7 separate regions of the Homo sapiens genome follow, and regions 1, 2, 3, 4, 5 and 6 are each linked to region 7. Evidence: chromatin contacts called from ENCODE Hi-C or POLR2A ChIA-PET data. All regions are on one chromosome and are shown on one strand. The core of a region is the stretch at or near the end of the contact, and the rest is flanking DNA. Distances in the headings are between cores, read along the strand shown.

Evidence for each region. Hi-C counts contacts between places; a loop is a spot of excess contacts on that map. ChIA-PET counts read pairs that join two places held with the same protein, here RNA polymerase II (POLR2A). Pooled maps may share reads with other maps.
Region 1: a loop to region 7 is called in a map of CD8-positive, alpha-beta T cell, with 21 times the contacts of the local background. The contact joins the promoter of VPS52 here to the promoter of ZBTB9 in region 7. A Hi-C loop is called at or near these places in 1 of 168 maps with a recorded cell type or tissue (CD8-positive, alpha-beta T cell), 1 of 37 single-sample maps with no recorded cell type and 10 of 50 pooled maps. POLR2A ChIA-PET finds 5 or more read pairs at or near these places in 18 of 52 experiments (A549, A673, CD4-positive, alpha-beta T cell and 14 more).
Region 2: a loop to region 7 is called in a map of CD8-positive, alpha-beta T cell, with 8 times the contacts of the local background. The contact joins the promoter of ITPR3 here to the promoter of ZBTB9 in region 7. A Hi-C loop is called at or near these places in 2 of 168 maps with a recorded cell type or tissue (CD4-positive, alpha-beta T cell and CD8-positive, alpha-beta T cell), 4 of 37 single-sample maps with no recorded cell type and 14 of 50 pooled maps. POLR2A ChIA-PET finds 5 or more read pairs at or near these places in 6 of 52 experiments (B cell, CD4-positive, alpha-beta T cell, HEK293 and 3 more).
Region 3: a map of CD8-positive, alpha-beta T cell shows a loop between it and region 7 (20-fold over the local background). The contact joins the promoter of RGL2 here to the promoter of ZBTB9 in region 7. A Hi-C loop is called at or near these places in 1 of 168 maps with a recorded cell type or tissue (CD8-positive, alpha-beta T cell), 1 of 37 single-sample maps with no recorded cell type and 11 of 50 pooled maps. POLR2A ChIA-PET finds 5 or more read pairs at or near these places in 8 of 52 experiments (A549, B cell, CD4-positive, alpha-beta T cell and 5 more).
Region 4: a map of aorta shows a loop between it and region 7 (2.5-fold over the local background). The contact joins the promoter of RING1 here to the promoter of ZBTB9 in region 7. A Hi-C loop is called at or near these places in 2 of 168 maps with a recorded cell type or tissue (aorta and naive thymus-derived CD4-positive, alpha-beta T cell), 1 of 37 single-sample maps with no recorded cell type and 14 of 50 pooled maps. POLR2A ChIA-PET finds 5 or more read pairs at or near these places in 3 of 52 experiments (AG04450, GM12878 and HepG2).
Region 5: a pooled map shows a loop between it and region 7 (11-fold over the local background). The contact joins the promoter of HCG25 here to the promoter of ZBTB9 in region 7. A Hi-C loop is called at or near these places in 11 of 50 pooled maps. POLR2A ChIA-PET finds 5 or more read pairs at or near these places in 6 of 52 experiments (CD4-positive, alpha-beta T cell, CD8-positive, alpha-beta T cell, HEK293 and 3 more).
Region 6: a map of CD8-positive, alpha-beta T cell shows a loop between it and region 7 (3-fold over the local background). The contact joins the enhancer-like site here to the promoter of ZBTB9 in region 7. A Hi-C loop is called at or near these places in 4 of 168 maps with a recorded cell type or tissue (CD4-positive, alpha-beta T cell, CD8-positive, alpha-beta T cell, IMR-90 and 1 more), 1 of 37 single-sample maps with no recorded cell type and 12 of 50 pooled maps. POLR2A ChIA-PET finds 5 or more read pairs at or near these places in 3 of 52 experiments (CD4-positive, alpha-beta T cell, H1 and activated naive CD4-positive, alpha-beta T cell).

What each region holds. Positions count from the first base shown.
Region 1 is chr6:33,270,506-33,273,346 of GRCh38, forward strand. It overlaps VPS52 (VPS52 subunit of GARP complex), which reads right to left and starts at 1,371. Exons shown (of 20, transcript NM_022553.6): 1 at 1,081-1,371. The coding sequence starts at 1,170. It overlaps RPS18 (ribosomal protein S18), which reads left to right and starts at 1,570. Exons shown (of 6, transcript NM_022551.3): 1 at 1,570-1,617; 2 at 2,123-2,221. The coding sequence starts at 1,615.
Region 2 is chr6:33,619,877-33,622,576 of GRCh38, forward strand. It overlaps ITPR3 (inositol 1,4,5-trisphosphate receptor type 3), which reads left to right and starts at 1,446. Exons shown (of 58, transcript NM_002224.4): 1 at 1,446-1,815. The coding sequence starts at 1,727. RefSeq lists silencers at 944-1,253, 1,284-1,403, 1,454-1,623, 1,634-1,783, 1,663-1,848 and an enhancer at 2,370-2,700.
Region 3 is chr6:33,297,656-33,300,420 of GRCh38, forward strand. RGL2 (ral guanine nucleotide dissociation stimulator like 2) reads right to left here and starts at 1,287. Exons shown (of 18, transcript NM_004761.5): 1 at 1,215-1,287; 2 at 800-996. The coding sequence starts at 955. TAPBP (TAP binding protein) reads right to left here. Exons shown (of 8, transcript NM_003190.5): 8 at 2,039-2,765. RefSeq lists enhancers at 1-165, 252-752, 2,455-2,765 and a silencer at 1,520-1,698.
Region 4 is chr6:33,206,994-33,209,921 of GRCh38, forward strand. RING1 (ring finger protein 1) reads left to right here and starts at 1,507. Exons shown (of 7, transcript NM_002931.4): 1 at 1,507-1,651; 2 at 1,772-1,907; 3 at 2,633-2,793; 4 at 2,922-2,928. The coding sequence starts at 1,830. It overlaps MIR219A1 (microRNA 219a-1), which reads left to right and starts at 842; the gene lies at 842-951.
Region 5 is chr6:33,248,281-33,251,116 of GRCh38, forward strand. HCG25 (HLA complex group 25) reads left to right here and starts at 1,256. Exons shown (of 5, transcript NR_044997.1): 1 at 1,256-1,375; 2 at 1,510-1,609; 3 at 2,336-2,431. VPS52 (VPS52 subunit of GARP complex) reads right to left here. Exons shown (of 20, transcript NM_022553.6): 20 at 1,998-2,707. The coding sequence ends at 2,561.
Region 6 is chr6:33,693,089-33,696,061 of GRCh38, forward strand. ITPR3 (inositol 1,4,5-trisphosphate receptor type 3) reads left to right here. Exons shown (of 58, transcript NM_002224.4): 56 at 457-617; 57 at 1,836-1,997; 58 at 2,624-2,973. The coding sequence ends at 2,692. Among named protein-coding and RNA genes, the nearest start is that of MIR3934, 3.6 kb to the right of the region's middle. RefSeq lists enhancers at 1-559, 1,372-2,571. Within about 2 kb of position 1,568, at least 18 of the 41 ENCODE cell types and tissues checked have a DNase peak (open chromatin) inside an H3K27ac peak, as active enhancers do; they include CD4-positive, alpha-beta T cell, CD8-positive, alpha-beta T cell and mammary epithelial cell, where a contact is called at or near this core.
Region 7 is chr6:33,452,979-33,455,882 of GRCh38, forward strand. ZBTB9 (zinc finger and BTB domain containing 9) reads left to right here and starts at 1,598. Exons shown (of 2, transcript NM_152735.4): 1 at 1,598-1,797; 2 at 2,052-2,904. The coding sequence starts at 2,123. It overlaps SYNGAP1 (synaptic Ras GTPase activating protein 1), which reads left to right. Exons shown (of 19, transcript NM_006772.3): 19 at 1-711. It overlaps SYNGAP1-AS1 (SYNGAP1 antisense RNA 1), which reads right to left and starts at 1,427. Exons shown (of 3, transcript NR_174954.1): 1 at 1,292-1,427.

The DNA.
Region 1 (2,841 bases), core at 121-2,620, 180 kb before region 7:
AGGTAGCCCAGCATGGTGGTGGGCTCCTTGTAGTCCCAACTACTTAGAAGCTGAGACGGGAAGATTGTTTGAGGAGATCAGGAGTTCAAGGTCAACCTGGGTAACACAGGGAAACCCGTCTAAAGAAAACAAAAAAAGGTAAAAGACAAGACAGTGCAGTGGAGGCCGGACGCAGTGGCTCACGCCTGTAATCCCAGCACTTTGGGAGGCCGAGGTGGGAAGATCACGAGGTCAGGAGATCGAGACCATCCTGGCTAACACAGTGAAACCCCGTCTCTACTAAAAAATACAAAAAATTAGCCGGGCGCGGTGGCGGGCGCCTGTAGTCCCAGCTACTTGGGAGGTTGAGGCAGGAGAATGGCGTGAACCCGGAAGGTGGAGCTTGCAGTGAGCCAAGATCGCGCCACTGCACTCCAGCCTGGGCGACAGAGCAAGACTCCGTCTCAAAAAAAAAAAAAAAAAAAAAAAAGTGCAGTGGAGATGACCGAATGAGGAAAGCTAGGAATTGCAGAGGATAGAGCAGAACTTGCACTTAAATTTAAGACCCTCAGACTCCTGCCATCTTGGGTGTTCTATCACACCTCTGGGGAACCCCAGGCTTTCTAGAAATGTCAAAACACATAGTGTTTACCTGCATGCCAGGTGCAATCTTACACATATTCATCTAATCCTAACGACGATGTATACAATAGGTTCTATCTTCCTCACCTTAAAGGTGTGAGAAATGATGGCACAGAGAAGCTGGTTAACTTGCCCAAGGGCACACAGCGTGTAAGTGGCAGAGATAGAACTCAGGCAGTCTGGCTTCAGAGGCCATGTTCTTAACCTTTACACTATACTACTTCGTGACTCTACCCCAAAATGTGGAGTGAAGTTGAAATTTTGTGCCCCAGAACATGAGTTTCAGCCACTAGGGTCCCGCTCAGGGTCGGGTCTGATCACAGGGAAGGGTACGGGGAGCCAAACAGGTAATATCACGGGTAGCAGCCAAGTTCCCACCCTTGTGCCTAAACCCAGCTCAGGTCTTTCTGAAGCTAGGAGCACCGGAACTACGGAGGAGAAACAGCTCCGCGCTCTCACCAGCGGGCCCTCTTCCTCCTCCATATCTGAGGTCCCAGCCCGCAACACCAGTTCCCGGGCCGCAGCCGCCATGGTCGCAGCGGCGGCCATTCCCCGCAGCCTCACTTCCGGCAACTGTCAGTCCCGGCGAGTCCGTTCCCCGGAGTGGAGCTACAAGTCCCAAAGGGTCTTCCTCAGCGCGAAATCGTTCCCAGATATTTGAGTTAAGTTGTTTGACTCCAGCTGTCCCCTTTCAGCTCTAACCACTTCACCCAACTGCAAATGGAAATATGGAAGTCTGAAACACAAACTAGCCCCGGAACCTTCGCTGTTCTCTTACCTATGAACCTTACGAACTGTAAAGAAAGGCGCACCGGAAGTTGTGGTACCCAAGCCATACTCTCATAAATCCAGCCAGGTCGCGCTGAAACAGTTTCCGGAAGCACTTCTCCTAGATCGCACCGCCTCTTCCTCCTGGAAGCTATATAATGATATCGCGTCACTTCCGCTCTCTCTTCCACAGGAGGCCTACACGCCGCCGCTTGTGCTGCAGCCATGGTAAGACTGGAATCCGTGCCGTGATCCAGCGGCATCGCAGCTCGGGCAAGGAAAGCCGGCTGTCAGGGTTCTGGAAACGTCCTGCCCTGAGGGCCTGCGACTTTCTGTATGGAGCCTTGGATCGCGTCCCTGGAAAGGGACACCAAAGATTTCCAATTCCGGAGAGCGGGCCCGAGGAAGGGTCACTGCTCGGGCGCACGAAAGCTGTCTAAGGCTTGGGCGTATATGGGGAACTCTGGCTTTTGCCACGCACTTTTGGGAATGGGCAGGAGACCTGCTTCCTCTCTCCAGAGGTTGCATTTTCCCAAGCTTGAACGCTTCATGTGCCTACTCTGCAGGACTGAGGAGTTTGCTCTGTGGTGTGAAAACCTAAGGAATGGGGGGCGGGTGTCTTGCCACTTGTGTGACAGGCTTAACCTTTTTGTATGAAGTTCGTTTGCCTTATCGGCCTTACTGTTTGATAGTTTACTGTGTCTGATTTCTTCCCCCGTACTTTTTCAACTAGTCTCTAGTGATCCCTGAAAAGTTCCAGCATATTTTGCGAGTACTCAACACCAACATCGATGGGCGGCGGAAAATAGCCTTTGCCATCACTGCCATTAAGGTAAGTGAAGTAGGGTAAGGAATAGGGAATGTAAATGAGAATTGGGTTGTGAAGACATAAGCAAAAATGAAGCAAGGCTGGGGAGACTTGAGTCTCATCCAGATCACCTTGACTGCTGGATTAAGAAAAGAAAGTGGTTTAGGGAGAGACTGACCCCTTTAGCATTTACCACAGAAAATAAGTGATTAAAGCCAAGATAGTGGTCTAAGGTCAAGCCAAAACATTTCACCTGGGGAAGTGGGGAGGAGGTATGGTTGCTCACCCGAATTCGCTAAGATTTTCCTGAACCACGAGCTTGTGAGATTTCTTCTAGATTCGGTTTCTTTACCCATCCCACCATCATAACAGCAACCCTTCCTGCGAAATTTATATTCCCTGAGAATTGGAGGATTATTGGGCATCTTGAGGGATAAGTAGAAATACCAACAGATAAAAAGTGTGAAGAAGCCTGTAGATGGAGGGTGGAAGAAGTCTGAGTGGGACATTTACTCAGATGAGCCATAATTGACACTCCTTTCCTGTCGAAGTGTGAAGGAGTACATCCATCTTTCTTTGGCTTTTAAGAATCGAATCAATGAATGCAAGAATATTATTTCACTTGAGTATTTCTCTCCACAAAC
Region 2 (2,700 bases), core at 196-2,695, 170 kb after region 7:
AGAACACAACTGAAATAGAATAGAAAATATCAGCATGCATCAAAGGTCATAAAAGTAAGTATTGTTTGGTGATCTATTGTTTTGCTTATATATAGACGAAGGTGTGGACTGGTCTGCTGTAAAACTTGTTACTGTTTGCCATGGTGAAAAAACAAAACAAAACTGTAAAACACGGTACTTAGCGATCCTGGAGGTGTCCTTCCCTCCCACATCGTTCCTGGGGGTCTTCGTAAAACAAACAAACAAACAAACAAACAAAACAACAACAACAACAAAAAAACCACTGCCTGGGGCTCTTCTCCTCCCAGGGTCAGCAGCTGTCTCTTTGCTTTTAGCTGTCTCCACCCCTCCCCTAGCCTCTCTTCTTCCTGCTTCAGTCACCGAGTCCCCTCCTCCCTCTCTCCCAGGGACAAACGCCCCCCCACAACTCAGGAAGTGGGGTTGGGGGGTCCGAAGGGAGCAAAAGTGATCGGATGGCGGTGGCAATGGGCACCCTATCTTAGGCGTTCAAATAAAGGACTAGGAAGCAAACACCCAAGCACCGGGGAACAGAACAGAAAGTAAGCGAGCCCGGGACGCGAATTTGAGGGCAGGACTTCGGGAGCCAGAGCCTGGCGGCGCTGCCGCAGCGGGTCACTCCCAGGGGGCCGGCACCCAGACTTGGCATCGTTAGCGCTTGGGTGCTCTGTCAACTAGCGAAGGTAATTTTCATCCCTGCTTTTTTTTTTTTTTTGAAAGGAAAGACGGAAGGAGCCAAGAGTTTTGGAGCCAACTCCTGGAGAGGGAGCGGCTGAACTGATTCGGAAGTTGGATCTCTTTGTACACAGGAATGCGGAGAGAAAAAAAACAAAACCCACCCCATTGCTTCATTTCCCCTCCAAGCCTGAGCACTTTCTATTGTGCAATGAAAAGGCTTTTCACGTTGAGAAAAATGAATCCCGAATTTGCTCTGCAAAGGGATGAGCGCGCCTCTGGGCGCCAGCCTGCTCTCAGCTGGGCGCGGAGACCGCGCGGTGGCCGCAGGGCGGCCGCGGCCAGGGCGCTCCAGGGCGCGCCCTCCGCGAGCGGCTCCGGGGTGACGCCCGCCGGAGAGCTGGACTCCCCCTTCCGCGGGCGCCTGCACTGGCTCTTAGCCAGCCGAGGGCCCGGGTGCAGATAGTCCGGGAACCCCGAGGGCGGAGAGCTCCCCACTACGCCTGGGCCTCCCAGGGATGGCAGCTCCGAGAGCCCCCTAGACCCGGTGCCTTGCAGGACGCCTCTGGAGATCAGGAGGGCTGGCGGCGCATTCGGCGTCCGGGAGGCCGGGCCCCGGACGCGCGAGGAGCGCGGGGCGCGGGAAGGCAGGCGGGTGCACATGGGTGCCGGCGGGCGAGCTGCGGGGGGAGGGGGGGCGGGGTGTGGCCTCCCCGCCTCCCGGGCGGGATTTGCATGTGTGTGGTGGCCCCAGACTTCCTGCTCCTTCTACGCTGCAGGTACGCGCGGGCCGGGCGGGGCGGGCGGGCGGCGGGCGCGCCAAGACGTGGGCACCTCCTCACCCGGACCCCGGGCCCCGCCGAGCCGCCTCCTGGCTCCCGTGGCCGCCAGCCCGCCCCGGCCGCACCGAGCGTCGGGATCCGAGGTGGGAGCGTACCCCTCCCCGCTCCCCGGACGCCTCAGTCCTCCGCACTGAGCTTGGCCACGCGCCCCTAGGCGCCCCCCACGCCCTGGGCCCCGGAGGGCCGCAGCCATGAGTGAAATGTCCAGCTTTCTTCACATCGGGGACATCGTCTCCCTGTACGCCGAGGGCTCCGTCAATGGCTTCATCAGCACTTTGGGGTGAGTGAGCCGAGCTCGAGAGGGGCGCGGGTAAAGAGGGGGCGCCGTGGGCCCTGGTGCCAGCTGCGTGCGTCCAGCCGCCGCCCCCCGATAGAGGCCTGGACGTCCCCCTAGTCTCAAGGAGCGGGAACGGCTCGCCTCCTTCTTTTACAGAAAGGAAGTGAAGTGTTTGCTCAGGTAGGACTCGGGCTCCCTACTGGAGTTGGCAGGAGGAGCCTCCCTCGGCGGCGCAGCCTCTACCCTCCCGCGCACGCCTTTGGAGGGGGCGGAGGGACGGAGGCTTCCTTTGCAGGTGGTCCCGGGGGCGGGCAGGTGGGTGGCTGGAGGCTGAGTTGGGGAAGGGCAGCCGGGCCGAGACGTGCCCGGCTCTGAGGGTAGGGCGGAGCTGTCGGGAGTGGGCAGGCTCAGCTTGGAGCCCGTAATCCTCTATTACCGATCCCGTGGTGCCTTTGAGGGGTCGCACCTTCTCCTCACAGCTCTCTCCCTGTTCTTCCCAGCTTCAGTAGGAGTGTCTTCTCAGCCCTCCCCTTCCAGGCTTCAAGGTCCTGGCCAGCTGCCCCTTCTCCCCGCCTCTCCCATTCAATTTCCTGCGCCGGTCATCTGGCGCCCTTGGGTCCTTGGTTCTAGCTTCTCTCCAGCACTTCACAAACATTAATTAATTCTGGCCGCCACCTCCCAGGGTCTGGGCTGGATGAACAGGGAATCAGTTCACGTCCCTGGAGAGGGCCAGGCCTGTAGCAGGGAGAGGGCAGGAGAGAAATTAGGTAGAGAGGATGGGTTTATCTTCAGAGGAGCAGCTGGATGTGATTCGCTGGATGGGAGCGTAGGTGGTTTCTCCAGCCAGACCCCAGGGCAGGGTCGGCTATCTTTGTCCCGTTTACAGTC
Region 3 (2,765 bases), core at 37-2,536, 160 kb before region 7:
CAGCTCCAATCCCAGTACAGGAAGGAAAAGGGGAAGTGGGATGATAGGGGGTTGGGGGCGGTAGACTCAGAGAGTCACGTGGCCCCAGCCCCTCCCCCGACCGATCCCGAAAAACCAGCCCTGCCAGTCAACCTGCCCTCACCTAGGATCTGGACCTAGGAGTTTAGGGCCTCGGGGCCCCAAATCCAAATTCTGGCCCCTCCTGAGGCCCGAAATCCTGCTCCTGGCCACCACCATTAATCCCTAATGAAAACAGATGACCACTCTCTACCCACCCTAGGATCTTTCCTCCAGGTCCCAGAACCGTGGCTTCCCGGCCTCTACCCAGGACCGGGGCGGGGCGGGGGGGCGGGGGGAAGGGGGAGAGAGGGAAGGAGGGGTCACGAAATCTGAGGGTTCCCTCCCCAATCCCAGAGTCAGAGGAGCTGGTTACTGTGGAAACAAACCCCTCCCCGCCAAACAAAAACAAGGAGGGAGACAGGGACCAAGACACGACTGCTCAGAGAGGTAGGCACACTCAGGCAGGCAGAGGTGGAGGGCCAAAGACCCGCAGGGACAGGACAGCCAGCCAGAAGTTCCAGGCAGGAACAGGGCAGGTTCCTGCGGGCAGGTCCTGAGTCACACTGACAGAGAACCACGGAGACGCCAGGACTCCCCGCAGCAGAGAAACGGGCCGACACCCAGGGAGGCGCGAGAATAACTGAGGCAAGGAGGAGGAGATGTAGGGACCCAGAGACAAGAGAAAAGTGGAGACTTCAGAAATACATACGCCCCCTACCTCCCACCACCCGCGTCTCACCTCTTCTTCTTCCTCCTCCTCTTCCTCCTGCCCCCCGCCCACGACCAGGCCACCTGGGCCCCCACCCTCTTCGGGGTCCCGGCTTCGGAAGCTGCTCAGTACGACTCCCCCGGGGGGGCTCGTGTCCAAAAGCAGCCGCAGGGGCCGCGGGAGCATGGCCGAGTGAAGGAATCAGCGGGGTCGGGCCATGGGGGCGCCTGGGGAGAGACGGGGTGGGGTGGGGGTGGAGAGTCAGGCAGGCGCGGGGGAACCGGGCAGGGAAGGGACGTGGGTGGGTGTCAAGAAGACCGGAAGGGAGTTCTGCAGGAAGGTTGGGGGAGGGGGCAACAGAAGGGTGGAATAGGGGGGCCCTTGGTGCTGTTGGGGAAGGAGGAGGTCACGAGTACGGGGACGCGCAGGGTGCTCAGGCTCTGACCTGCTCGGGAGGGGTGGGGGCAGCGTGGGTCCTGAGCCGCTGTTGCCGTCGGTCTCCGGCCCCGGACCGAGTCCCCTCCCCGGCTTTTCCGTACCCCCTTGAACCCCCCCGCCGGGCTCCTGGGCCCTCCCGCCCTTTCCGCTCCCCCCCGCGTCCGCCCGCTCCGAGAGCAGGAGCCAAAAGGGGAAGGAAGTGAGGACAGGAGCCAGGGCCGCGGACTAGGGGAGCGCTGGACGCTCAGGGACCAGGACCCAGGCGCCCGAGTCCCCAGCTCCACTGTCCTCCGCCTCTACACTCGGGGATTCTGGAGACCACGTCGACCCGCAATGAACTGGAATAAAGATTCCAGTCTCCAGCCCCTGGGGGAAGGCAGGAGCAGAATTTGACATTCCCTTCCCCAACAATAACACGGCTAAAACTCCCGCGGGAAGCGTTTCAGGCGGAGAGAGAGCCGGTCACTCCATCCCCACGGGATTACCCTCCCTACCACAACCCACGAATGTAGCTGACCGAAATCCCGGCCGGGTTTTCCGAAGGGCCCTCGATTCCCGCCCCCTCGGCAGGGGGCGGGGCAGGAAGCAGCCACATCCGGTTCCAGATTCGGCTCTCAGAGGCTTCCGGCGCCGAGACCGAGATCCCCGTCGGCTCGGTGTATCCTCGCTGGTGGAGTACCCTCTGCTTGAGCGCATCTCATGCGCCAGTAGTGGCGCCCGCCCCGAACGGTGTCGACGGGGCGTTCTCTGAGCGGTTCAGGGTCACTGGAAGGGACCAGAGGTGATTGGAATATTCATTGAGCTTGGAAAGGGGTTGGAATGAGAGAACCGTTTGGAAGCACTGGAATACAGCTTTATTCCTACACGATTAGACCCGTTACCCCGTGGGTCTGGCCGACCGTCCTGACTCGGAGATCCCTGAGCTGCGCCGCCGCTTCCTTCGTCAACATCCAGCAGCTACTTGATGAGCGCCCTCCAGTGGGCCTTAGGTCCCTATGCCGGCGCGGGGTTACAGCAGTGGACAGACAGGCCAGTCCCTGTCCTCGAGGAGCCCATGATCCGCGGGGAGACAGGCATTTAACGACGACTCACACGATCACTTAAATACAACTGTGGTGAACCGCACAAGAGGGACGCGCGGCGGTCTGCGGGGAATGACGAGGCCGACCTCGTCTGCGACCCAGGGAGGGCAAGGGTGGACCAGGCAAAGGGAACAGAGGACTGGGACCTGGAGGTGGGCGGGAGGCGTTTGGTTCATTGGAGGAAAGGAATAGCCCTGTGTGTGATGAGCATTGAGAGGAGGTCTGGCGAGCACCATCTAGGGCTGAAGAACTAGGCAGTGGCTCCAGCGCGGGGCGGTGGGGGGGACAAGTGAGCCAGGGCAAGAAGAATGGATTTGGCCCTAGAGTACGGGTTCTCCAAATGTAACCTCGGCCCTACAGATCTCTGAGACTATGTCAGGGGGTTTGTGAGATTTTATAACAAAATTAAGATGTTAGTACAATATCGTGTTTCGCCGCCGGGCGCGGTGGCTCACGCCTGTAATCCCAGCACTTTG
Region 4 (2,928 bases), core at 257-2,756, 250 kb before region 7:
CGGGTCTTTTTGAAGGGAGGGGTTCGTGCGTCACCCCTTTCCACTGGTTCTGCAGCACCAGTCCCCTCCCCCCAACTCCCTGGGTTCTTATGGTCCCCAAGGGTGATTTGTTCATGGCCCCATCTTGGTGTCCAGTCTGGCCTTGAAAGGGGGTCTTGGAACAGGTGGCCCTCCCCCACCCCTCTCCTTTCTCTGAGTCCCCCCCTCCCCTTTCTCTCCACCTTACAATAGCTGCAGCCGGCCTGGGGTCGGATGGGGGGGATTAGGGGAGGGGGCCAGGATTAGGGGAATGAACCAGCCGATGAAAGGGGCTGGAGAGAGCAGGAGGGAGGGGGCTGGGAAGAGGAGGAGGAAGGGGAGGGGGGTCTGCGCTAATCGACTCTGGCGCCCACATAAGGACTGGCCACGGACTGAAGGAGAGGACAGGGAAGTAGGGGGGAACTGGGGTGGGGGGCGAGGGCACCCACTGCTGCCTTGTCCCAGGGACAGGCCACCCCCTGGCAGCCGCAGCCCAAGTCCGGGAGCCTCAGCTCGGGCGGGGACAAGATGCCCATCAGGGTCTCTAACTGCCCCCCACCCCCTCGCCCTGTATCCCTCTCATTCCCTACACTCAATGGGGATCGCTCTGCCCCTTCCTCTTCTCTTTCCTCCCCATCCCCTTCGTTTACTCTAGAGTCCTCGAAGAGGCTTCTGCCCACTTCCCACTCCAGACATTCTGCCCCTGTGTACCCCACCCACACGCGCACCCCCCCTTCCCAATGGGAGCTCCATCTTGTGTATGTCCCTGTTTCCGCGTGGTGTCTCCATTCCCCCTTTCCTCCCGTGCGCCTCCCTCCCTTCCCCGCCCCGGGCCGCGGCTCCTGATTGTCCAAACGCAATTCTCGAGTCTATGGCTCCGGCCGAGAGTTGAGTCTGGACGTCCCGAGCCGCCGCCCCCAAACCTCGAGCGGGAGAGCGGGTCGGAGGGTCTAGGGAGAGCCAAAGCAGAGGGTGGAGGGAGTCCCCAGGGTGGTAAGGGGAATCCCGGGCACATCGGGACCTAGGTGTGTTCTCAGGACTAGAAGGCTAAAGCGGCAGATCTTTTGCAGCCTTTTCCCCCGGGATCCTGGAATGGGGGTTACGGAGAAGTGAGGGGGGTTGATCCCCAGAGTCGCCAGGGTACGCAGAGTGGGGGAGGTAGCCCTTTTCACGAGCCCTCTGTCCCCTCCTGGGGTCCCAGATATTCCAGGCCCCGGCCCCCCGGAGCTGAGGCCCCGCGTGGGGGCCTCTGGAAGGGAACCGAGGCTAAGGTTGTTGGCCGCGCGACGGTGCTGGGCCGGGGGCGGAGACCGTGGTTCCCTAAGTGGCGCAGAACTCCCGGGACGCAGGATCCTCACGCGGGACGAGCCCGTCCCGTGGGCGGGAGAACCGCGGCGTCCACGTCCCGTCCCACCCGCGCCGCGAATGGTGGGTGACGTCTCCGCCGGCGGGGGGAGCGGGTGTAGCGGAGGAGCAGGCGGAAGTGACGTAGGGCCCCAGCGCCCGGGCCATGGCGGCGGCGGTGGCGGGAGCTGCTGTCTGAGCAGCGGTTGCGGACCGAGCGAACTTGGCCCAGGAGCCCGGGCCTAGGGAGAGGCGCGGCGGCGGCGGGAGCGCGAACGGCTGGAGCTGGGTGAGGGGCAGTGCCGGCGCGGGGGCGGGAGCGGGGGCGGAGAGGGGCGCTTCTGGAGGGGCGGGGTCTACGCGAGGGGCGGCCCCCCTGACGCCCTCCTCCCCTTCCCCCCACCCCCAGCCTTCTTCGCCTTCTCCTCGGCTGTGGAGCCCTGGTGGGGGGTCTGCGCCCGGTCACCATGACGACGCCGGCGAATGCCCAGAATGCCAGCAAAACGTGGGAACTGAGTCTGTATGAGCTGCACCGGACCCCGCAGGTGACAGGCATTCTCCCTTTCAGGCTTACCCCCTCCCCCAAACCCTTATATCCACAGACCGCATCACACAGCTTCTTTTCCGTAATTTGCTCTATTCTGCCTTGCCTGGCCCTACCTTTGAATCACCTTAATCTTTCCAAAGCACTTTCGCATTTAGCTCATTTAATCCTCAAAACAGCCCTGCCAGAGAGGTGGAACAAGTATTATTATCTTCATTTGAAAGATCACAAACACAAAAATTACCTTCCCTGTTCCTCATTCAGTGTCATAAGTCAGTGCACATAAGACTCACTTTGGGAGTTTATTAAAAGCAGAGCTTCATGCCCCCCAACATTCTGATTCAGTAGTGAATTGGGTTCTCAGAATCTGAATTTTTAACAGGCACCCTATGGGGTTCTAATACAGGTAGCACCAGGACTTTAAAAAATTTTGTTGAATAGTTTTTCCCAACCACAGATTTGTGCCATCTTCACTCCTAGGCCACTTAGCCACCTCAGATCCTCCTATTCCAAAGCTCCTACTCTTAGTTAATGGACACTAAAGTCTGTCTTTTCTCCATTTGCTCCAAGTCATCAGTCCTTCTCTTTCTCAGAATTCTTGTCTCCTATAGAGACCAACATGGGTCTTCTCACTGTATTTCTCAAAATTCTTATTTTATGGGCTGCTGTTTCTAAAACCCCTTTCCCTCTAACCCACACCACCTTTCTACTCACTGATGCCTTCAGGAAGCCATAATGGATGGCACAGAGATTGCTGTTTCCCCTCGGTCACTGCATTCAGAACTCATGTGCCCTATCTGCCTGGACATGCTGAAGAATACGATGACCACCAAGGAGTGCCTCCACAGATTCTGCTCTGACTGCATTGTCACAGCCCTACGGAGCGGGTAATAGGAGAGACATGTTTGAGATGAGATGAAGGGGTACAAAGTTAGGGCCCTCTCACTGGTCTTGGTTCAGCCTAGGCTTCAGTTCCCTTGACTGACCACTCAGGGCTTCCCTTCTCCTACCCCAGGAACAAG
Region 5 (2,836 bases), core at 6-2,505, 210 kb before region 7:
TTAAGCCACAGAGCAGAGGATTTGGGGGCTGAAGAAAAAGACCCTCCGCAGCTTCAGCGCGAAGAGGGCGGCGGGGACCGGGGTGGTGGGGGTGGAACCTCGCCGCCTTCCGAAGCAGGAGTAAGCTGCAGAGGCTGCGCGGGGGTTTGAGCGGAGCGAGAACAGCTCCTTCCCTTGATCATGCTGCCCTCCGGAGGTCAGTTTAGGTATCGCCGCTCCCTTTCACGCTGTTTTGTCTCTTCACCGTCTGTTCTGGATCATCCTGTCCAGAGAGACCGTTGGGTCAGAGGGTTCCTGTGGACCCCTGGGGCGAGCTTAATGTCCCCGAAAACTGCGTGCTCCAGTATCACTTGAATGCCCACCGGGTTCCGGAATCACGAGTCTCCAGAGCTGTCCCTTCGCCCCACGGCTCACATTCCAGGTCTGCCCCTCAGTGACTTCTGCAACAACACGCGCTTCTCGATCAGCTCTGAGGATTTGGGTTCTGCGACGGACAGGGGAAGGAAAGAAGGAAGGCTGTGAAGAACCGTGGTGCCTGCCTGCACAGCCCTCCTCGCGTGCGAGCATTAGTTGGCTAAAGTCGCCTGTCTCGACAGTCTCCCCTGCGGGGTATCTGGGGACCCTTTCTTTGGGAATCCACGCTCTTTGTCAGAGTAGCCAATGCCTCTCCTGTCCAAAATCTCATACCCTTGGCCCTTCTCCCGTCCTCGCGCTGAGGCTGGAGTCAGGTCAAATGTCAGAACATCTGGATGTCCCAAGAGTGACACCTGGGAGTGGGTGGGCAAGAAACCAGTAGCGGGAAGGGAAAGTGGAGGAGCAGAGGATTCCCGGGGCCGGCGTCTGGGGTGAGCTCGCGGCCCCTCAGAGCCTGGCACATCGCCGCCTGGCATCCGGCAGGCGTGAGGGAACGCATAGCGCAGCGAGTCAGGCGGGGTAAACCCGGAGCAACGCGGAGGCGGTGATCTGGGCAAGGGCGAGGTCAGTTAAGGACGCAGTTCTGGCCCCGCCCTCAAGGCACGCCTGGCCAATCAGGAATCGCTGATTCACCAAGCCTCTCCTCCTGCGCTCGCCCTCTTCTGCACTTCGGTCTCAGGCGCAAACACGTTCAAAGTCGCTAGGCCAAAGCGCTGAGATACGGTTTCCCAAGCCAATTAGAGAGCGGCTCTCGGATATGGGGCGGAACCCTGAAAAGGCGAGAGCTGAGATGCCGCTCCGTTCTGCCTTACCACGCCGCCCCCCAGCGTCCGCCAATTAGGAGAGCCCGGAGCCGGATCCACTCTCAGCCTCAGGAAGCAGCAGCCTCCGCTCCGCGGCGGGTGTGCTCGGCAGTCACAGACCCACTCAGGACACCTCCCGTTGCCGACGGGCTAGACCTGCATCCGAAGGGCCTAAGCGGGGAGGAACCGCTTTCCACCACTCTCCAGGGACCTGGGGAGGGAATGTTTAGGCCGTAGGGGTGGAGGACACAGGAAACGTAACATTTTTCCTTAACTGCGCCTCTCTTCTTAGGCCTTAAAGGGGTCCCCGTGTCTCTCCAGTCTAGAGCCTAAGTTCAAACGAGGCGTATAGGCGAGGACAGCAGGAAGGCTCCAAGTCAAACAAACGGATGGTACGAATTTCGCCTGGTCTAGCCCTGCCCCAACGGTGTGGGTGTGGGTTGGGTGCTGCAGCCCCCGAGCAAGGGGCTGTCACAGCCACAACCAGAGGAGCTATGGAGCTGCTACGGAGGAGGGATTCCAGAGTCAGCTTGGGCTTGTCCCAAGGGAGCCCTTGGGACAGTGTCTGGGGCTGCGCGGCCTGGTTCTCATCCCTTGCAGCATCTGCTATTTTAGCCAGGGGCCACCTTCCTCCAATGGCCTGGGAGTAGCTAGAGGTTAGAGGTTACACCCACCAGAAGGGATGTAAGCCCAGGAAGTAGTCAGAAAGGAAAGGTCATTCTAGAGATGGGGCCACCTGAAAAACCTTCAGGAGGAAGGAGAAAGGAAATGGGATAAGTGTCATGTCATACTAAATATTTATTTTCTGCAGACTGACTTCGGAGTAATTCTTGAGCCAGGAGGGGAGAGGTTAGTGTTCAAATTGCTGAGATCTTAGGTCAAAAAGCTACAGAAAAGAAATCACTTTGAAAAACACAATGACTCAGAGGCAGTCACCCCTTGCCAGCAATTCCAAGAGCTGAGGAGGCTTCATGCCTCAGGACATGGTGACTAGTTGAGTGAACCAGAGATTGAGGCAGTGGTTTTTACAGGGGAAGAAACAAGCCTTGGGTGTATGGGAGCAGGAAAGGAGGGTGACAGACTGGAGAAATGATAAAGGCCATTTTGGAAGCCCACAGGGAAGTGGTCTTGGGAAACCTGAAGACACTGGGATATTCAGAAGGCCAAGGGGATCCAGCTTATCCTGTTGGGCAAGGTGCTGGGAGTGAAGGCAGGTAAGCCATGTCAAGGGCCTGGGAAGCAAGGGGAAAACTGGAAGGGGTACCCCAGGTGAAGAAGGGTATGGAATGGGGTGCAGAAGTCCATGGAGATGACCGGCAGATCTCAGGGCGGTTTCTGGCACATCAGAAGTTGGGCTTATGCTTCTTGAGCTCCACCATAAGGTGGTGAATGTTGATGAGCTCAGCCCGGGCAGGGAGGGCTCGGAGCTGCGGCTGGGACAGCACCCGGTGGAAGCGATGATAGAGCTGGATCAGCTGGGTCAGCGCTCCCTGGTCAAAGAAAGTCATTGAGGGATCAAACCGTAAAATGGTGCTAATAGTGATGATTAAGAATCAGGTTAGGCGGCCAGGCGCAGTGGCTCACACTTGTAATCCCAGCACTGTGGGAGGCCATGGCGG
Region 6 (2,973 bases), core at 318-2,817, 240 kb after region 7:
CCCATCCCTGTAAACCCTTGGGGTTTCTAGGTGAGGACATGAGCCCAGTCAGTGTCTGGAGCTTCTGGTCTCAGTCCAGTGCTTTTCCTACCCCTGAAATGAAGTGCTAGTCCCCTCACCAGCCACCTCGGGCTCAGGCAGGTGTCACCTGTATGGCCTGTAGGACCTCGCTCATTCAGCCATTCGGGCTTCCCCTGAGTTCGAGAAATTCTCGCGTTTACTCCTGGAGTCCTCGGTTGCTGCTGCGGGAGGGCTGCAGCTGCGGCAGGGCAGGATCTCCACTAAGTGGCTGCTGCTTTAAATAGAAGTGACCCAAATAGCCCAGAGCGAGCTGTTGGAAGCGCTCATCCCGAGAACAAATGCCTCCAACCCCCGGAAGCTGGGTCCCCTCCAGCAGGTGACCCTGCAGTGGCTCTTGAAGGCTGATGGTTTCATTCCCGCCCTCTGCACCCTCAGGTCTGGAGAGGGACAAGTTTGATAACAAGACAGTGTCATTTGAGGAACACATCAAGCTGGAGCACAACATGTGGAACTACTTGTACTTCATTGTGCTGGTCCGCGTGAAGAACAAGACCGACTACACGGGCCCTGAGAGCTACGTGGCCCAGATGATCAAGGTGTGAGCAGGGGCTGTGCCAGGCCTGTGGGCCCAAACCAGCCATTCTAGAGTCATCACTGTGCACCAGAGGCCTCATGGTTTTAGCTTCTGAGTACCCTGGGCCCTGGAGAGGAGTGGCCCTATCTGACTGTTGGCCCTAGGAGGCCAGGCAGAGGGGCTCGGACAGCTGCAGACACTTGTTGAAAGGTCAGCAGGGCGAGGAGCAGCAGCTGGAAGCAGCTCTGGGCTGCACGGAAGCCGCTGCTGCAGAGGGGCCTCCTCACACTTCTGGGTGTCAGGAAAAATCCCACAGCAAACCCATGCGCCCCGAAGAACACGTGTGGTATCCCTGGGCCTGTCGTGCAGTGATGCTGAGGAGGGGTGGAGTTGGGGAGACCCTGCCCGTGGCCAGTGATCTGTGGGCCGCTCTCAGGGAGTGTTTTCTAGCTCGGTGGGAAGGCAGGCTGCTTCCTAAAAAGTCTGAATTAGATGATCCTGGGCTGAAGGGGAGCCTGGAAAAACTTTAAAAATCACTTACAGAAATCAAATGTCATCTGTCCAATTTCTGTAATAATGGAGTGAAGGCAATGAATCATAAAGAAGGAATTATTTATCGTTTAGTCTGTATTTCAAACTGATCTTTGTGTACAGGTTTATCTGTTGGTCTGAGAATTCACAGCTTACTACAAGGAAGCTGAGAATTGCTTGGTGCCCCCTCCCCCCCCGACTCCTCTGTCCTGGGAAACGTGGCTTTGCCTCCCAGACACGTGTCAGATGCCAGCTCTCCTCAGCGGAGCCTCCTGATCCCTCAATTTGCCATCTGTCTGACTCGCGTCTTCCCGGGGCGTGGGGCGTGCTTGTCAGGCAGGCGGGCGGGAGGAAGGAAGGAAGGAGATCCAGGGTCTGTCTGGGTGCAGAGGCCTTCCTCCACCTCTCAGGGGGTGTTATGAGAGTAAACAGATGGTGCTGATACCAGCAAAGGACTCAAACTCAGCTGCCGACGCTGCCTAACGGAAGTCAGCCTGTCTCGGTGGCAGAGGGTTGACAAGAGGGTTGACTGCCAGCTCACTCTGGCCCCGGGGAGGACCAGGTCAATTCAGATTTTCCCATGACACATCCCTGACGAGTAGTTTTGTTAAGGGTGTGGCAGAAGCCTCCCCCCACATTACTGTTTTTCTAAATGAGGCCTTTCTAGGCCGGGCCCACGCCTGCTTAACCCACTGGTGATGTTTTTCAGAACAAGAACCTGGACTGGTTCCCCCGGATGCGGGCCATGTCCCTTGTCAGCAATGAGGGCGAGGGGGAGCAGAATGAGATTCGGATTCTCCAGGACAAGCTCAACTCCACCATGAAGCTGGTGTCCCACCTCACTGCCCAGCTCAACGAGCTCAAGGAGCAGGTGTGCACCCCGCCTGATCCCAGGCCCACCCTGGGTTCTATCCCTGGGCAGTCCCTGCCTGCCTTCATCCTTCCTGACCCACCCTCTTCCCCACTGGCCTCTGGCCCTGGGCCTGGATGAGAAGGCAGGTGCCAAACCCACTCTCCCCTGCATGGCAAGTCAGACTGGGGTTGACAACCCCTGCCTTGGGCCGCTAAAGACAAGGCCAAGTGGAAACTTTAGTACAGGGTGGTGGGGCCCTCTGTCTCTCATCCCCTTCCTCTGACAGCTGCCAGGTAGGTCCTTTGAGGGGATCCCCATCACTGGAGATGGGGGAGTTTAAGGCCCTCTTGCCTAGACATCCTCTTCTGCATCTGGCAGTGCCTGCATGAAGATGAGGCAGCCTCTGTTAGTGGGCTGGTTTCCCAGCTGCATCAAATCCAGGGTTTGTGACACGCTAATTGAGAACAAGGGTTTGGTGCTGACATCGACATCCTTAAAGCACCCCGAGGGGCCCTGGCCCGCCGCCAGTGCCGAATAGCAGCTGGGCCCACAGGGGAAGACGGGTGCCAAGCTCTTCCACAGCACCCATGGAGGGAAGGTGCCAGGCGGCCTGACCAGGCCTGTTGGCATCTGCTTAACCCTAGATGACGGAGCAGCGGAAACGCAGGCAACGCCTAGGCTTTGTGGATGTCCAGAACTGCATTAGCCGCTGAGGAGAGCCACCGAAGGCCCCAACAGGGGATGCTCATCACTGGAGACTGCGACTGGGAAGAACACTGCCCCCTCCCTCGGGTTGGGTGGCCCAGCCAGCTGGCCAGCCTCCACTCCCACTCTGCCAGACACCCTGACACCCACCCAGGCTTTGAAGAGCATGGAGGGGGAGCCTCAGAGCTGACAGTCCTGCTTAGAGCCCTTAAAAAGACTTGAAAGTTCACTGGGACTCAGTTTACCTTAATGCCTTAGCAGAAGATAAATCCTACCTAGAGACCTTTGT
Region 7 (2,904 bases), core at 348-2,847:
CCCGCCAGCTCCACGATTTTTCGGTGTTTCTCTGTACATAGTTTTCTGGCGGGATAGGGGAGGTAGGATGGATGGGGTTTGGGGTGGGTAGGCCATGGGAGGGGAGAAGCCCCTCCTTGGCACCCCCTCTTCCCTGACTGCTGTCCCCTACCCAGCCTTGCCCCCTTCATCCTTTTGCGTTTGGTATTGAGACTCTCCTAGACTCTACTCCTCTTTCTTTTGTATGGACAGTTCCCCTTCAGTCCCATCCCCCTACACATACACCCAGCCGGGGCCAAATTTATACTTATATAAAAGTTGTAAATATGTGAAATTTTATCCCTGTGCCCTTTCCCCACCTCAGGCCCTACCCCTGGACCCTCCCCAACCTTCCTTCTCTCTTCTTTGGCTGTTGTAATTATCTGGGGTTTGTACTGTACATATCCGGGGTGTGTGTGTGTGGGCTGGGGGCAACCCTTCTGTACAGAGCTTCCTGGCCCCCTCCCCCCCCGCCCCTCTGCTTCCCTCCCCACCCACCACCTCAAGGGTAGGGAGTTGCTCTTCCTACCTGTTTTATTTTGTTTTCTCGTTCTCCCTCCCCACCCCACTCCCAGCCTTATCTATCCCCCCTCACTGTCCCCTTTTCTCCACTCCCAGCCCCATTTCCTTTTTTTCTGGAGTGTGTGGTGAAACAGAAAAAAACATGTTTAATAAACGGAGATTGTTCTTTTATCGCTGTGCCGACTTTCTTAGGCAGGGCTCTCCAGACCTGTACGGTGGTAAGATCTGCTTTCTGAAAGGAAGCTGACAGCCTGAGAGGAAAACCGTATATCCCCACCTGATGCCACACTCTCCTCATAGAATGTCACTCTCCCCTCCCAATGAGATTTTTTATATTTTAGAGCAGGAGTTTTGCACCGGCCAAACTTCTCCAATCTAACTCTCCCCTCACCACTGTGTCACTTAGTCCGAGGCCAGGAACAGCGGCGTTATCTGATAAAAGAGTTCATGTATATATCCACATTTATCTCTTTTAAAAATTACCTAGAAATAAGGTTTCTTTAATTGCTGGTTAAAATGCTCCCGTGCAGAAAACAGGAAAGAACCTGCCTGGTTCCTTAGCAAATCTGAGTTCCAGTCCCAGGTCCACTACTATTAGCTGAGTGACGCTTCCAGCCCGTTTCCCCCGCCTGGAAACTGAGGACGGCAACCCCCACCCTCGCAGGGCCGGTGGGAAGACACAAAGTGATGTGGGCAAGTGCCAGGCCCACATGGTAAGTACCCAACTAATCTCGCCCCTCTCAGGACCTACCGGGGGCGGGTGCTACACTTAATCACCGGGAAACGCAGCTTTCCGGGGCGGCTGACGGCCCACCCCCTCCGACCGGGCTGTTCTCTCCCGGGCCCTGCCTCTCGGTCCTCTGCAGCGGGGAGGACTTCAGCAGCTCCCCGGGACGCCCGTTGCGAGGACACCCTGGGCCTGTGCCCTCCTACTAGCACCGCCCTCCTCGTCTGCAGTAGCCAATCAACACGAGGCTTGTAGGCTGCCGTTCCTCGATTGGCTACGGCTCTAGCTCCGCCCGCCGCACTTGGCGACGGTGTCCGGCGGGGAGGCGGCGGCTTCCGGTCTGGGACGGAGCTGTAGCGGCACTGTAACTGCGAGGGCAGCGCCGCGTGTGTAACGGCGGGGGCGTGTCGGCGGGAAGGACAATCGGGCCGGGACTCGCGGTGTCCGGGTGACCGCGGCTTCCCGGGAGCAGACCTCTGTGGGCACTGTGAGGCGGAACGGAGCGGCGGGGCAGGAGCTGTTCTGGGCAGGTGAAGGCAGGCTGGTGGCTGAAGGACCTCCTTCTTATCTTCCACAGGGGCTGGAAGTTAAAACCCCTGTTGGTGTTTAGTGGTGGTGGTTGTTGTTGTTGTTTGTTTTTGCTTTCTTGGTGTGCGGGACTGATTTGCAGAAACCGCCACTGACTTAAAAGTTTCCAGTTATTGCTCGTGGGGAGGGGGTTGTTTGAGAAGATGTGGCTCCCTTTATCCAGGGCTTCTGTGACCTCCATCTTTTTCCTCTGCAGCCTTCATCCCGCGTGGAGTCTACCCCCAAGCCCTTCTCCTCTTCCCAATTCTTGTCACCTTCGAGGAGGCCATGGAAACCCCAACACCTTTGCCGCCTGTACCCGCCTCCCCGACCTGCAACCCAGCCCCACGGACAATCCAGATCGAGTTCCCACAGCATAGCTCGTCTCTGCTGGAATCTCTGAACCGCCACAGGCTAGAGGGAAAGTTCTGTGATGTGTCCCTCCTGGTGCAGGGCCGGGAACTTAGGGCTCATAAAGCAGTGTTAGCTGCTGCCTCTCCTTACTTCCATGACAAGCTGCTTCTGGGGGATGCGCCTCGTCTCACTCTACCGAGTGTCATTGAAGCCGATGCCTTCGAGGGGCTGCTCCAGCTCATTTATTCAGGGCGTCTCCGCCTGCCACTGGATGCTCTTCCTGCTCATCTCCTTGTGGCCAGTGGCCTTCAAATGTGGCAGGTAGTAGATCAGTGCTCAGAAATTCTTAGAGAATTAGAAACTTCAGGTGGTGGAATTTCAGCCCGTGGAGGAAACTCCTACCATGCCCTTCTTTCCACTACATCCTCTACAGGAGGCTGGTGCATTCGCTCTTCGCCTTTCCAGACCCCAGTACAGTCCTCTGCTTCTACTGAAAGCCCTGCTTCCACTGAGAGCCCTGTGGGAGGGGAGGGAAGTGAACTGGGAGAAGTGCTGCAAATTCAGGTGGAAGAAGAAGAGGAGGAGGAGGAAGATGATGATGATGAGGACCAGGGGTCAGCCACACTCTCTCAGACTCCTCAGCCCCAGAGAGTATCAGGGGTTTTTCCCCGTCCTCATGGACCCCACCCACTGCCCATGACTGCTACTCCCCGAAA